Linked DNA regions of Mus musculus: region 1 is linked to region 2. A link is a loop called in an ENCODE intact Hi-C map of the cell type or tissue named here. Cell type or tissue: left cerebral cortex. All regions are shown on one strand. Links, peaks and the distances in the headings refer to the core of each region. The heading gives the core; the rest is flanking DNA.

Region 1 (2,930 bases), core at 152-2,651, 1.9 Mb before region 2:
TTGGACTGAAATAGGAGAGAATTCTCTAGACTAAGTAGTCAGCAGAGGTAAAGGAAAAGAAGCCTTTAAAGAATTATATATATATATATATATATATGTGTGTGTGTGTGTGTGTGTGTGTGTGTGTGTGTGTGTGTATGAGAAGAGTGTGTGGCCTATGGCTGATAATTGTGTAGGAGAGTTGGTTTGCTAGGGAGTGAAGAAGAAATAATGTTGCAGTAAATCTCCAATCCAAATAAGACGCACCCCCCCCCCCGGGTGGGGGAGAACACAACTCAATTAATATGAATACATGCTGTGCACCTAGATTGGGCAGATCTACCACTATACTACTATCTTCCCTATCTATGAGACTTTCCTTCCACCTCTTCCTCCATCATCCTCTCTTCACTTCTACAACCCTAAAATCCTGCCTACTTGCCCAGTCATTAGCTCCTTTATTAGGGGATTGGTTCACAAGAAGTCACCTGAGTATGACTCACTTCTTGTCTGCAGTCCCTTCTAGGACAGTGGAATTAGCATTAAAATACAAAGAGCACCAGATTTATCCACAATAAAATAATATTAATCTATTGATTTCTCTAAAATTTACCAAGTATTTCACATGATTCTTTTTTTCCCCATGTATTTGGCTTTATTTGGTATTGAGTTTTGATATTTCTTAGGGTATTTTATAAGCCATGTACATTTACATAACATATTTATTATCTATAGTCTGTAACACATCATTGGTTTTTATATGACAAATATTATATTGTGTCTTACCTAGGCCATGCCTATTCCCCAAGGTCATGTTTGTGTTCAGCCCCCAAATTAAAATTTTATATGGAAGAACAGAAGGACACAAATAATGAATGGGAAACAGAAAGATACAACAAGTGGAAGCTGTGTTTATTGTGTAAGGTGGACTTAGTGATGCTTGAGGATCTTATTATTTGCTTAGTTTTGTCTTTTGAAACAATATCACTATATATGCCTGGAATTAAAGATCCCCCTGCCACACCAATGTTTATTGGGGTAACATTTTACGACACCATGCCCAGGGTTATCTGGGCAGTTGGAATTGAGTGAACATTTTAGAATAATTGCCATTATCCTGAAGACAAATAATCTCCTGAACACATAAAATAAGATTCCTTAGCATATATACATGTGCACCAGTGTGTTTCTTTATATATAAAAATATATATGGCATGCATTTTCTGAAGTTTATTTTCTTATTTAATGTATATGTATGTCTGTATATGCTCACACAGAAAGAATATTACATGTATGGCATAAAATATTTTTATGAGGAATGTCTTGGTAAAAAAAACTTTTCTATTAAATTTTTTCCTGAGTATTGAATGTGAAAATTAACCTTAAAACGTATAGTTTATGGAAAATATGGTCACATTACAATCTTAGAGACTGTAAATACTTTAACAAGTATACAGTGTCTCCATTGCCTTTCTCTTTCTGCCAAACAGCTTTTGCATTCAATTAAGGTTCTCTGGAGGGGAAGCTTCAGAAATGGCAATCACCAAGCATACATACATTATTCTGGAGAGGCAAAATGCCAGCGAAGGTAAGTGAATATGACTGTGGATTTAGGTATGACCACTTGGTGGCGCCAAAGGTGACCTTGAGTTAAAAAACGCTTGCTTGTATCCAAGCTATTGATTCCATTTTAGCTAAATAAAGATGATAATAATCTGTTCTCGCTGTCAATGTAAAAAATAGAAGAATGAGTTTGACTAGATTACACAGAATCTCTTTAGATTCTGAGCTTGACACATAAAAAATCTTCTGTAAACAACTGTCATTGTTATATCTAGAGAATTGAGAAAATAAAGGACTATATTTCAATAGTCAGAAGGAGTACGGTCTAGTATTTATTCTTTTATTTTCTTGCTCTGTGATTTGTGTCACATACATTTTTCTATTGACACAAGAGAATTGTATCTACTACATATACTACAGGTGACATGTGTGTGCACACACATATGTGTGAGTGCTTGCACGCACACCCACAGAATATACAAAAAGAGATTTTCTCTCAAGCTTAATAGGAAAATACCAAGTTGCAGGCCCTTGAAATTGAATATGAGTGCCGTGTTTTACCTGACATTCGGACTGATGTTACTTGGATGATTATAGTGCTTTGAAAACAGCATAAGAGGGCCCTGTGCAAAGTACACTGAATGGGCTTTAGGGAACATAGGCTTGAGAATCTAAATGGAATCCTAGTCGTTATTGTGCTTTCTTATTGCAAGCCATAGTTTTAGAGAAGAATTAGGCTATCATTGTTTTTTTTTTTTTTTTAATTTCAGGCCACTAAAATGCAAAAGCAGTTTGGCAGAAAGAGCAAGACAATGAAAACCCTGTATAATTGTTGGCATTTATAGTTTCCAAAACTGTAGTGTGACCATATTTTACATAAATTATATGTTTTAAGTTTAATTTTCATATACACTATTTGAGAAGAAACTTATTAAGCAAATGTTACATCACATATTTTGTATTATTCCGAATAGTCAACCAGTTCACTCACTATTCTTAGAATATAAAAGGAATTAACAACAATATTGTTTTCTTTGATTCTGGTATTTGCTGTTATATAATATATGTAACCAATATTTCCATTTATGGATGTAAAATATTGCTTTTAATATAAACCTTCTTAAACCATAGGGTTTTAAGAAAAAAAGGCATAGATAGGTTTGGAAATGTTGAAGAGTTTAATACAACTTGGTTAGCATGTACGCAGTACTACCTTGTCAAATACTCTTTTCTAAAGTTGTTTATTTATTTATTTATTTATTTGAGATTATAATTATATCATATCCTCTTTACCTTTTCTCCCTCTATACCCTCTCAAACATCTCTCCTTGAGGTGTATCAAATCCATAACCTTTTAAATTTTTATTGTTGTTATATACATACTCTTT
Region 2 (2,930 bases), core at 335-2,834:
GAGAGCATTGTAACCTTAGAGTTTGGTACTATTCCATGGGATATTCCATCATGGAGATCAAATTCTAGTTAAACCTGTAATAGCCTCAGTGAGAATATAAGATGGAGGAAATTTTGTGGGTCCTATCACACTCTGTCCTCTCATTTTGAATCTAGGCATGTTTGGGATCTATCGCTAATCTGAATAGAATGTGTGGCAGTACAGAAGCTAGTAGGTTCCCAAGGCTCAGTTTACAATGAGACACTGCTCCTGTCTTTTCCACTCAAACATTTACTTTGGAATCTCTGAGGTACCAGGTATGCTGGATAGTTTCATGTTAACTAAACTAAAGTCACTTTAGAAACTCAATTGAGAAAATGCTTCCATAAAATTGGGCTATGGGCAAGCCTGTAGGGCTTAATTAATGATTGATGGAAGAGGGCCTAGCCATTGTGAGTGGTATCATCCCTGAGCTGGTAGCTCCCTGTTCTATAAGAAAGCAGTCTGAGCAAGCCAAGAGGGACAAGCCAATAAGCATCATCCTTCCATGGCCTCTGCAGCAGCTCCTGCCTCCAGGTCCTGAACCTTTTTGAGTTCTTGTCCTAACTTCCTTTAATAATGAACAGCAATGTGGAATTATGAGGCAAATAAACCCTTTCCTCCCTAACTTACTTTTCATCATGGTGTTTCATCATAGCACAGGAAACCCAAACTAAGACACCAGATGACAAGTCTACTTTTCCTAAGGCCAGCATGCTGCCAAAAAGTCCATGTCTCACAGAGCACTAGGTAATGTCCGAGGTGACAATAGACATAAGGGTGAAGATATCTTCCTCAGTCACAGAATCACCCCTCACCAGTGGAAGCTGAGGCAGGACTTTCTCACTGTGTCACCAATCAAAATTGCTAAGATCAAAAACAAGCAACAGAACATGCTGGTAAGGATGTGAAGAAAGGGAAACACTCCTCCATTGCTGGTGGGATTGCAAACTTGTACAGCCACTCTGGAAATCAATCTGGTGGTTTCTCAGAAAATTGGAAATAGTTCTACCTGAAGGCCCAGCTAAAAAGCTCCTGGGCATATACCCAAAAGATGCTCACTGTGTCTGGAATTTTGACCCAGGGGCACCATTGCCTTTGCAGAATACTTGTTTTGAGTTTCTAGCCTTTGCACACATTGCCAAGCAGCAGTCATGACTAGAGCAAATAGTGAAAAGTGCTACTTAAAGTCAAACAGGCATACAATTAAATTTCAGCTCTACCCCTTGCATGGAGATAGCTAGCTACTTAACCTCTCTCAGTATGCTTAGCATACTGAGTAGCAATAAGATTTATAATGGCACATTCATGAGGAGCCATATGGAAAGACATGCCTCCCCTAAGTGTTCCCTTCCTCCCCTGCCATTCTTCCTTATCCTCAGTTCCACTGAACCAATTACTGTCAAATGGTGCTAATGAAACAAATCTATTACCATTCATCTGAAACTGCATTCGTTTATATGAATAGAGGCTGAAAGGAATGCCTTGCCCAAAAGCAGACTAACACAGAAGCCAAAGCCTTGAGGATATCCTCATCTTGGTCAACTGACAAGTAGGACTTAGGTGTATACTGGGATAGTGAGCATGGTTCTATTTAGAAGCCAGACTAAAAGTTGCTTTTCTAAATGTTCTTCCTAGATTTTAGTACAAGCCAAACTTCAACATATGTGTGAATCTGTTAAGATGTAGAATTTTTTTTTTAATTCAGTGAGTCCTAGAAAAAGCTTGAGATCTTTCATTTAAGTATCCAGATGATGTCTATATGGTTGATCCACCAACAGTATGTTGAGCAGCCAGCACTAAAGGACTCTGTAAAAAGGCTTGTGCTAATTACTCAATGAATAATTCATCTCTGGTTTCTCTGATTAGCAGAACAGGACAAATTCTTTCCAGATCCCTGCCTTCCTAGGAGGATAGCTCAGTTGGCCGCAGGCTGAATACAGTCATTTTCTTCTATAACCTTCCTCTGTAAGGGTCCTGCAATTACATACTTTTTATTTACCAACTGTTTTTTTCAATGCAGAGTTCCCAGCAAGCTGTGATCAGAGATTAATCTGTTCTTTCATAGCTGAGAAAGTGAAGCCTACCTAAGAACACAGATCTTCTAACTTTGAGTAAACAGCATTAACTTACTGACTGTGAGCAATCAACGTTTGGGATGGCCATGACATGGCTATTGACTGACAGCACTAAGGGAAAATAGATTTGAACAAGACGTTATAAGAGACCTCCTCCTCTTTTGTTTTAATGCAACTTTGATACTAGTTATGGTGGAGTGGGGCGGGCCATTCACTATGGGGAGTGTTCTCCATTATATGTTACAGCACTCTTAAGATCCTCTGGTCAGTGCTATTTAGATAATCTTAAAGGTGAGGCACCTGCACATCCAGGACAGTTAAGTAAACTGCCTTACACTCGCACAGGAAGAAGTGGAGCAAGCTTCAAGGTGAATGCAATTGACTGTAAATCTGTAGTTTCCCCCTTAGCATCTCCTTCAAAACAGGGTGTTTTATGGATATGCTGTGTCAGTCAGTGAAGTTGCACAGGTTTGATAGATTGGCTGATTTATTGACAGATTGGTTGATAATACTGGCAGAGATCAATGTGTCTTTTAGCCAAGTCAATCCAGGGCTGACTTTTATTGCTTCAATTTGGCCTATAATAGATGTGGCTTTTGCTCTCCAGACAGTTTGTGAAGCAGAATAACTCGACTTGAGCTCATATTTCACTGAAATCTGCCACTCAAAGCGTTATTAAGAAGGTCTCACTTGTTAAGCTTGGCTCAAGACAGGAATTATAAGGTGGGAAAAAAAGCCTGTTGTCATCTTTGAGATACAAATGTGTTTGAGTCTTTCTCATCAGTATACTCTGACTAAAGACCAAGATTGGATAGTAATATATGAGACATCAGT

Evidence for each region. Peaks named below come from ENCODE experiments on the same cell type or tissue, not always from the same donor. Only the 100,000 strongest peaks of a DNase experiment are listed, where the experiment ranks them.
Region 1: it touches region 2 in a loop (5-fold over the local background); 4 of 42 quality-filtered maps call a loop at or near these places.

What each region holds. Positions count from the first base shown.
Region 1 is chr7:87,112,256-87,115,185 of GRCm38, forward strand. No RefSeq gene overlaps it. Among named protein-coding and RNA genes, the nearest start is that of Vmn2r79, 120 kb to the left of the region's middle. In left cerebral cortex, for the core only: a CTCF peak has its summit at 1,606 (motif pointing right); a DNase peak (open chromatin) is centred at 1,595.
Region 2 is chr7:89,033,974-89,036,903 of GRCm38, forward strand. No RefSeq gene overlaps it. Among named protein-coding and RNA genes, the nearest start is that of Tmem135, 300 kb to the right of the region's middle. In left cerebral cortex, for the core only: no CTCF peak of the experiment used is centred there; a DNase peak (open chromatin) is centred at 1,708.